Regions from separate parts of the Homo sapiens genome. Here region 1 is linked to region 2. A link is an interaction called in ENCODE POLR2A ChIA-PET data of the cell type or tissue named here. Cell type or tissue: OCI-LY7. All regions are shown on one strand. Links, peaks and the distances in the headings refer to the core of each region. The heading gives the core; the rest is flanking DNA.

Region 1 (4,781 bases), core at 208-4,207, 320 kb before region 2:
AGATTGTTGTAATATTTTTAGTCCTTCAGGACATTTAAGTCTTTTGTTTAATTTCCATGTAGTCCATTTATATATATGTTTTGAGGAATGCATTGGGAACCCATATAGGGGATGGTCTTTAATGTATAGACACTGAGCCCCCCCATAATTTGTGGGAATCACTAGAATGCAACCCATTGTAATAACTTGCTTTTTGAAAAATGGCCATAAAAGATATGTTCATCTATTCATTAAACTGTCTCCTGAGTATCAACTCTGAGTTAGTCACAGCAGAAGGTAGAAATGAAAAGACCGGCCAGGCGTGGTGGCTCCCGCCTGTAATCCCAGCACTTTGGGAGGCTGAGGCAGGTGGATCACTTGGGGCCAGGAGTTCAAGACCAGCCTGGCCAACATGGTGAAACCCCGTCTCTACTAAAAATAAAAAAATTAGCTGGGCGTAGTTGTAGGCATCTGTAATCCCAGCCACTCGGGAGGCTGAGGCAGGAGAATTGGTTTAACCTGGGATGTGGAGGTTGCAGTGAGCTGTGATCGTGCCACTGCACTCTAGCCTGGGTGACAGAGCAAGACTCTGTCTAAAAAAAAAAAGAAAGGAAAAGACCAATGTGGTCCTGTAGGAGTTTAGAATCTAGGTGCTAGAGGAAAGTATATGTAGTAGTTTACACAGTATTTTTTAATGTATTATATTTTTTTGGCCTCATAGCAATCTTTTGGTTAAGATAGAAATGATCAGTCTCATTTTACAAAACTAGGTATTGAGACACTTGTCTGAGGTGAAGTGGCTATGAAATGATTCAGTATAGATTTAAATCCAAGTCATCAGTCTCCTGAGTCCAATGTGTTCTTGGTTATATTATTCTGCTTTCCTTGGTGGTGGTTTCTCCTGTAGCACTGCCTTTCAGCCAGTATTTCAGTTTTAACAGCATGTTGGCTGCAGTGAGCCAACATTGTGCCACTGCATGCCAGTCTGGGTAACAAAGTAAGACTCTGTCTCCAAAAAAAAAAAATTGTTCCTGATACTTTATTATTAGTGGAAAACAGAAAAATTAAATTTTTGATAGTAGTGATAAGAGTAATTTTTTTGTCAACTTCAATACACTGAAGACCAAAATGGTTATCCTTAAGTGTGCCAAAATGAGCAAATCTTTAGCTTGATTTCAGTGTTCCTTAGGCTTCAGTTGGTGGACCACATATATTATTGTGAAAGAAAACATTTCATTTCAACAGCTTTCCCACCCTGTGTGCTGTGTACTAAATCAGTCCTAAGTTTTACTTCTACTTGGAGAAAAATGAAGATATCAGAGATAGGAGGTAAAGGAAAAGTAAGATTGTTTTGGTTGTTTGTTTCAGAATGTTGAGTTATTTTGGTGAAAAACAGTAAACTGTTGGGCCTAAATTAGAGATGCAGAGGCATTAATATTTATCTACCTAAAATAGATAACATTTTTCAGAGGGAAATGCAAAGGATTATGTACTTTCATTGTTCATTCAAAACTCTGGAGAGGCTCAATTTTTCTACTTTCAAGATCACTAGGGTCAGTCAATCTGATTTTGTATTCTCTGCCAAAAATGTTTTTAAATTTTCTCTTTTGTCCCAGGTCATATAAAAGTGGGTCTGGAGTAAACAACAGAAGAACTGAGCTATTTTTGAAAGAACATGACCACCTTCGAAAGTAGGTATTGAATGTATGTGCATTATGTGGTTTTCCACGTTTATTAATTCATTTACTTATGTAACCAACATTTTATGATGTTTATTATACTGAGTGCCTTGTCCATGCTAATTCATTTTATTCTCCTAATGACTCTTTTCAATAGAAAAGGAATTGCAACTGTTCCAACCATAATTAGGAAAGATCCTATGCTGTTGAATATTTCACATCACTTAATTGTTACCTTAATATGGTTGTTATTTTTTTTTTTTTTTCTCTGAGATGGAGTCTCGCTCCGTCACCCAGGCTGGAGTGCAGTGACTCAATCTCAGCTCACTGCAGCCGCTTGCCTCCCGGGTTCAAGCGATTCTCCTGCCTCAGCCTCCCAAGTAGCTGGGACTACAGGCGTGTGCCACCATGCCTGGCTAATTTTTTTGTATTTTTGGTAAAGATGGAGTTTCGCCATGTAGCCAGGATGGTCTCCATCTCCTGACCTCGTGATCCACCCACCTTGGCCTCCCAAATTGCTGGGATTACAGGCGTGAGCCACCACCGCACCCGGCCAGTGCATGTGCTAATTCTCTACAGAGAGAGACTGAGACAGGATGAAACTGAATGGAATAAGAGCTCCTGATGAATTAGATGAGTCGTAGAGACTGAAAAGATGGGCTTCGTCATTGCCCTCAGTATGATAACACAAGCTTCTAAATACTTCTCTTAAATCAATTTTTTTTTGTAATTACAAATACTTGCTAGGTAATAAAATAACATTAAAATTATCAGTAAAATATGTTTACAAAATAATGTGAAAAACTTTAGTTTTTCAGTGTTTTTGTATTTCATTTGCCAAGTGCTTTGAGGAAGAAGTGGCAAGATTTTTTTGAAATAACTTTAAATAACAAAAGCTAAATGCCTTTCATAGTGCTCATTTTAGAAAGTATGGATAGTTCAACAACACAAAAAGAAAATTGAAATGACACATTACTACAAATTCTGTAATATTTTTTACTCTTCAGTAGATTGCAAGCTTTTTCCCATATAATTTGATTTTTTGTTTTTTTAAAATAAATGGTGCATATATTCCATAATAAAGATAAACCATAAATTATGTAACCATTTCCCTAATGTTGGCCTTTTGGGTTATGTTCTGTTTTTACTATTATACACAGTAAAGCCTTTGTGTGTATCCGTCATGATTTCCTCATTCTAAATTCCTAAATCAGAATTGCAGGATTAAAGAACACACTCATTTGCAAAGTTTTTCTATAATATTGGCAAATTTCCAAGTTTGATATTTTGCAGTAGGGTCGGACCTTTTATGGCTAGAACTATGTTTAAGCTTTTGCTTCTTCATAAATATTGTTTTTTAATGTTAATGTAATTTTTTACTTGCTCCAAAAGCACATATTTTTGCCTGGAAAAAGAGTAAATCAGTTTTTGTAAATGAATGCCATACTTAAACACACACACACACACACACACAACTTTGTAATGAATTGTTTTTACCAGCTCTCCTTAATACTCTTTTTATATAAAAATAAATGCTGTTAGGTTTTAGCAATTTATGTTATGGATGACAAATTTCTTTTGCTATATGGTGGATAAAGTAACTTTCGTTTTTGGCTTCTCTTTCCCTGAGTCTGTCAGTCAGAAGAAAATACTGACTTTGAATTAGTGTCAAGCTTGTAACTACTTGTTTTTTGCTGGACTGTTGATACATTCTCATAGGGTTTTTAGTTGCTATTTAGATAATTTCTCTTTCTTTATGTAATTGTTCTTTTTCACTACTCCCTGATATTTTTCTTCTTGAAAAAGTATCTAGTTAATTTTGTATAGTTCTTCTCCCCACCCCAAGAATTTCTGCCTTTATAATCTTTTCTTTCTTTTTTCTTTAAGACAGAGTCTCACTCTGTTGCCCAGGCTGGAGTGTCGCGGTGTGATCTCAGCTCACTGTGCCCTCTGCCTCCTGGGTTCCAGCGGTTCTCCTGCCTCAGCCTCCTAGGTAGCTGGGACTACAGGCACCTGCCACTACACCCAGCTAACTTTTGTATTTTTAGTAGAGATGGGGTTTCACTCTGTTGGCCAGGCTGGTCTTGAACTCCTAACTTCAAGAGATCCACCCACCTCAGCCTCTGAAAGTGCTGGGATTACAGGCGTGAGGCAATGTGCCCAGACTTTTTTTTTTTTTTGACTTGAGGGTCTCACTCTGTCACCCATTGTTTCTCTCTTTGTATTTATTTTATACAAGATATATGGCTTTTTCTGGCCAACATGGTGAAAACCCATCTCTACTAAAAATACAAAAATTAGCCGGGTATGGTGGTGGGCACCTGTAATCCCAACTACTTGGGAGGCTGAGGCAGGAGAATTGCTTGAACCCGGGAGGCGGAGGTTGCAGTGAGCCAAGATCACGCTACTGCACTTCAGCCTGTGTGACAGAGCGAGACTCCGGCTCAAAAAAAAAAAAAAAAAAAAGACATGGCTGATTATATTCTTGCTGTCTTTATAGATGGAGAATTAAGGAGTAGAGACAGACAGACTATATTACCTCAAACATTGAAATGCCATAATTTATCCAGAATCATACATTCATTACTTGACCAGGCATATGATGCTTTTTCTCTAGAAGCATTTTGTCATTTTGAATAAAATACGTCTTCTGTATTTACCTTAATGAAGTTGACAACTTTCAGAGGTTTTCAGTGGTGAAGATAAACTTGAATAAGGAGATAACTTACACAAGCAGAAAAAGCCTCATCTCTTCTGGATTCCTTTAATGCCAGTGGTCATCACCAGGTGTAGATCAGTCACCTTTTACCCAGGCTGGGACCACCACCTTCTCATCTACAGGTGTGTCACCTTAGCAATCTTCTGCATCTCACTGTCAGCCAACACATTTTCTCCTTCCAAGCCTCTGCAGTCTCATGAGTTTGTCTGTATTTTTCTTCTTATAACCTACCTTGCTACCTTAGCCAGCCTGGATCTCATAGGAGATTAACTGAAATACTCCCAACATTGGGCCTTTCCTGTGCCCCTGTCTTCCTGCTGTACCCTGGCAAAATGCCAGCCCAATCCAGTCTGTTGTTCTACTTCTGTATGAGAGGGCTAAAGAAAAAGCAACTAGTCATACAG
Region 2 (4,781 bases), core at 531-4,530:
TGAAACCCCGTCTCTACTAAAAATGCAAAAATTACCCAAGCGTAGTGGTGCACGCCTGTAGTCCCAGCTACTGGGCTGAGGCAGGAGAATCACTTGAACCCGGGAAGCGGAGGTTGCAGTGAGCTAAGATAGTGCCATCGCACTCCAGCCTGGGCAATAGAGCAAGACTCCACCTCAAAAAAAAATAATAAATAAATAATAAAAAACAAAACTTACAAAGTTTCCACTACAGCTGAATATAACCCCAAAGCAACTGTTTTAAAATTTTAACATGATTAAGAGCTCACAAAATGCCAAAAATTCATCAAGTTTGTATTTCAATACTAAGCCACCCAAAAGCTTAGGGAGTATTTCCTTCACAACCCTCCAAAACAACAGTGACTGATATATTTTCCTCCAGAGTTTAGTTACTAAAAAGACATATGTAGAGGCCAGGTGCGGTGGCTCATGCCTATAATCCCGGCACTTTTGAAGGACGGATCACTTGTGTCCAGGAGTTCAAGACCAGCCTGGGCAACATGGCAAAACTCTGTCTCTAGTAAAAAATACAAAAAATCAGCTGTGTGTGGTGGCATGGCTTGTAGTCCCAGCTGCTTGGGAGGCTAAAGTGACAGGAACACTTGAGCCTGAGAGGTTGAGGCTTCAGTGGGTGGTTTTTGCACCACTGCCCTCCAGCCTGGGTGACAAAGTGAGACCCTGCCTCAAAAATAACCAAACAAACAAAAAAGAAAACCACATATATAAAACACAAAACTATTTGCTAACAAGAACATACTGATTAAAAACTGGCCAGGTACAGTGGCTTACGCCTGTAATCCTAGGATTTTGGGAGGCTGAGGCAGGTGGATTGCCTGAGCTCAGGAGTTTGAGACCAGCCTGGGCAACATGGTGAAACCCTGTCGCTGCTAAAAACACAAAAATTAGCTGGGTTTGGTGGTGCCTGCCCGTAATCCCAGCTACTCGGAGGCTGAGGCAGGAGAATCATTTGAGCTCAGGAGGTGGAGGTTGCAGTGAGCCGAGATCACGCCACTGTACTCCAGCCCAGGTGAGAGAGCAATACTCTGTCTCGAACAAACAAACAAACAAAAAACACCACAAAAAAAAACAGAAAAACATATTTATCAAAAATAAAAGACAGCCGGGTACAGCGGCTCATGCCTGTAATCCCAGCACTTTGGGAGGCTGAGGCAGTTGAATCACGGAGTCAGGAGTTCAAGACCAGCCTGGCCAACATGGTGAAACCCCGTCTCTACTAAAAATACAAAAAAATTAGCTGGTCATGGTGGCGGGCACCTGTAATCCCAGCTACTCAGGAGGCTGAGGCAGGAAAATTGCTTGAACCTGGGAGGTGGAGGTTGCAGTGAGCCGAGGCCGTGCCACTGCACTCCAGCCCAGGGGACAGCACGAGACTCTGTCTCAAAAAAAAAAAAAAAAAAAAAAAAAGGCCAGGTGCGGTGGCTCACGCCTGTAACCCTTGCACTTTGGGAGGCCGAGGCGGGCGGGTCATGAGGTCAGGAGATCGAGACCATCCTGGCTAACATGGTGAAACCCCGTCTCTACTAAAAATACAAAAAATTAGTTGGGCTTGGTGGCGGGCACTTGTAGTCCCAGCTACTCGGGAGGCTGAGGCAGGAGAATGGCGTGAGCGGGGGAGGCGGAGCTTGCAGCAAGCTGAGATTGCGCCAGTGCACTCCAGCCTGGGCGACAGAGCGAGACTCCGTCTAAAAAAAAAATAAAAATAAAAATAAAAATAAAGACAAAGATAAAAAATAGTCAACTGAAATTGAAAACGCTAATCAACATATTTTTTCTCAGTTTCTGTGAAATGTATATTACATTAGCTATTTGTCTTTGTACTGACACCAAGACATCAGTCATTAGTAATAATGGAAACAGCAACAATACAGCAGCAGCTATTATCTACTGAGTACCTGTATGCCAGGTAAATCTGTACCTATGGTCTCATTTAAACTCTACCATAACCCTGTGAAGAGAACCTGTGTAGATGAGTAACATGGGAGTCAGAGAGATGAAACTGGCCATATCACAAAGTTAGTGAAGTGGCAGAGATTTTGAATTCAGTCTGACTCAAGAATGGACTTGTAAGCACTGCTATGTTTCTCCTTGTTTCTCTTACACTTAAGACTTTTTTAGAAAAAAAAGTGCTTAATTGAGAACTTTCAAACAGAAAACGTATATTATATGATTTGGTAATCTGTTACAGTAGTGGCCCCCAATGAACCAGGAATTCACATTTCCAACTACTCGTGGCCTTGTGTGGTCCTCTCCCCTAGAATCTGGGCTGGGCCTGTGACTAGCAATGCAGTCACACGTGCACAGCAATAGAGTGAAACTGATCCTGTGCCAGTTCCAGGCCTCATCCTTCAGAAGACCTGTCAACATCTGCTTTTTGGAGGCCACCATGAAAGAAGTATGTCTATCTTTCTGGAGAGGACAAGGGGAAAGAGACAGGAAGGTGAAAAGGCAGGAAGGGAGGAAGACAGGGAGAGAGACTGGCACCAAAGCCCAGGTATGCCAGTGTTCCAACTGAGACTAGCTAATACTAAGTCTCCAAATATAAATGAATGTTCTCTGTCAGACATTCCAGCCACAACTGCAACCACAAGAGTGTTGCCAAGCAAAACCAGGAGAACTACCTATCTGAGCCCCAGTCAACTTCCAGAATTGTAAGCAAATAAAATGGTTGCTTTTTAAGTCATTAAGCTTTGGCACAGTTTTATTACGTAGCAGTAAACAAATCATATAAAAAAATACACGCTTAATTCTTGATTATCTATACTAATAGAGTGCACATCATCAAGACCAAGACAATCGAAAAAAGAATGTCTGCCAAATTACACCCACAACATTCATAAAGGCATTCATTCAACATTTATTGAGGCCTAGTATGTGTCAGAAATTAGGGTTATAAAGATGAATAAAGCATGGTCTTCACCTCAAAAACTCTCATTCTGGTAAGGGGGATGGCAAGCAAAAGTAACTATAATGAAATGAATTATGTTCTTACATATCTGGGGCAGCCACAAACTGCCATCAGAGCATAAAAGAGCATTATGATGGGAAAGAGAGTAGGAGACATTTAAAGAATAAGTTGTCAGTTGGAGGAGCAGGGGATGTCACCTTGAATAACAATAATATTTAGTATTATTATGGCTGACATTAATTAAGAATCTCCTATGTCCTAGGCACTGTGCTAAGCGTTTTTTTTTTAATAACTATAAGTTTTAGGGTACATGTGCACAACGTGCAGGTTTGTTACATATGTATACATCTGCCATGTTGGTATGCTGCCCCTATTAACTCGTCATTTAACATTAGGTATATCTATCTCCTAATGCTATCCCTCCCCCCTCCCCACACCCAGTGCTAAGCATTTTAAATAAGTTTCTCATTTTAATTCCCACAATGGCCAGGTAAAGCAGATACTACCCTTATCCTCATTTTACACAGAAGGAAACTGAAGATTAGGAAAATTTAGTTTCTCAAGCTTTCACAGCTAATACGAACAACTAAAATAGCTGCAAATATTAGTGACTCACTGATAGCCCTCAATAATAAAAAAAGGCTGGGTTGGGTGTGGTGGCTCTCACTTGTAATCCCAGCACTTTGGGAGGCTAAGGCGGGCAGATCACTTGAGGCCAGGAGTTCAAAACCAGCCTGGCCAACACAGTGAAACCTCGTCTCTATTAAAAATACTAAAATTAGCTGGCCTTGGTGGCGCATGCCTGTAATCCCAGATACTCGGGAGGATGAGACAGAAGAATTGCTTGAATCCAGGAGGCAGAGGTTGCAGTGAGCCGAGACTGAGACACTGCACTCCAGCCTGGGTGACAGAGCAAGACTCCGTCTCGAAAAAATAATAATAATAGTAATAACAATAAAAGGCTGTCTTATATTTGTTTGGCTTTTTAGATGACAAATTAGTCATATTCTTTACCAGATTTATAGCAATAAGAATAGTTATCGGCCAGGAGCAGTGTCTCATGCCTGTAATTCCAGCACTTTGTGAGGCCGAGGCAGGCGGATCACCTAAGGTCAGGAGTTGGGAGACCAGCCTGGCCAGTATGGCGAAACCCTGTCTCTACTAAAAATACAAAAAAATTAGCCGAGCGTGGTGGTGGGAGCCTGTAATCCCAGCTACTCAGGAGGCTGAGGCAGGAGAATCGCTTGAACCCGGGAGGCAGAGGTTACGCTGAGCTGAGATCGTGCCACTGCACTCCAGCCTGGGTGACAGAGCAAGACTCCACCTCAAAAAAAAAAAAAATAGTTCTCTATCAAAATTATATACATTACAATCTACACTAAAACAAAATTGCCGGGCATGGTGGCTCATGCCTGTAATCCCAGCACTTTGGGAGCTCGAGGCAGGTGGATCACCTGAGGTCGGGAGTTTGAGACCAGCCTGACCAACATGGTGAAACCCCATCTCTACTAAAAATACAAAATTAGCCGGGTGTGGTGGCACATGCTTGTAATGCCAGCTACTCGGAAGGCTGAAGGAGGAGAATCACTTGAACCCCCGGGAGGCGGAAGTTGCCGTGAGCCAATATTGCGCCATTGCACTCCAGCCTGGGCAACAAGTGCGAAACTCCGTCTTTAAAAAACAAAAAAATCTACACACAAAAACATACCTCTATAACATTCACACACATTTTTTTCTTTCTTTTTTCTTTCTTTCTTTTTTTTTTTTTTTTTTTGAGATGAAGTCTTGCACTATTGCCCAAGCTGGAATGCAGTGGCGCAATCTTGGCTCTGTGCAA

The links. ChIA-PET counts read pairs that join two places held together with the same protein. Peaks named below come from ENCODE experiments on the same cell type or tissue, not always from the same donor. Only the 100,000 strongest peaks of a DNase experiment are listed, where the experiment ranks them.
Region 1: POLR2A ChIA-PET joins it to region 2 with 6 read pairs; 3 of 35 experiments call an interaction of 5 or more read pairs at or near these places.

Annotation. Positions count from the first base shown.
Region 1 is chr17:30,491,084-30,495,864 of GRCh38, forward strand. GOSR1 (golgi SNAP receptor complex member 1) reads left to right here. Exons shown (of 9, transcript NM_001007025.2): 6 at 1,596-1,670. Among named protein-coding and RNA genes, the nearest start is that of GOSR1, 16 kb to the left of the region's middle. In OCI-LY7, for the core only: no CTCF peak of the experiment used is centred there; no DNase peak of the experiment used is centred there.
Region 2 is chr17:30,810,386-30,815,166 of GRCh38, forward strand. The region is part of intron 1 of CRLF3 (cytokine receptor like factor 3); the gene reads right to left. Among named protein-coding and RNA genes, the nearest start is that of CRLF3, 12 kb to the right of the region's middle. In OCI-LY7, for the core only: no CTCF peak of the experiment used is centred there; a DNase peak (open chromatin) is centred at 572; H3K4me3 peaks cover 221 bases; H3K27ac peaks cover 1,870 bases.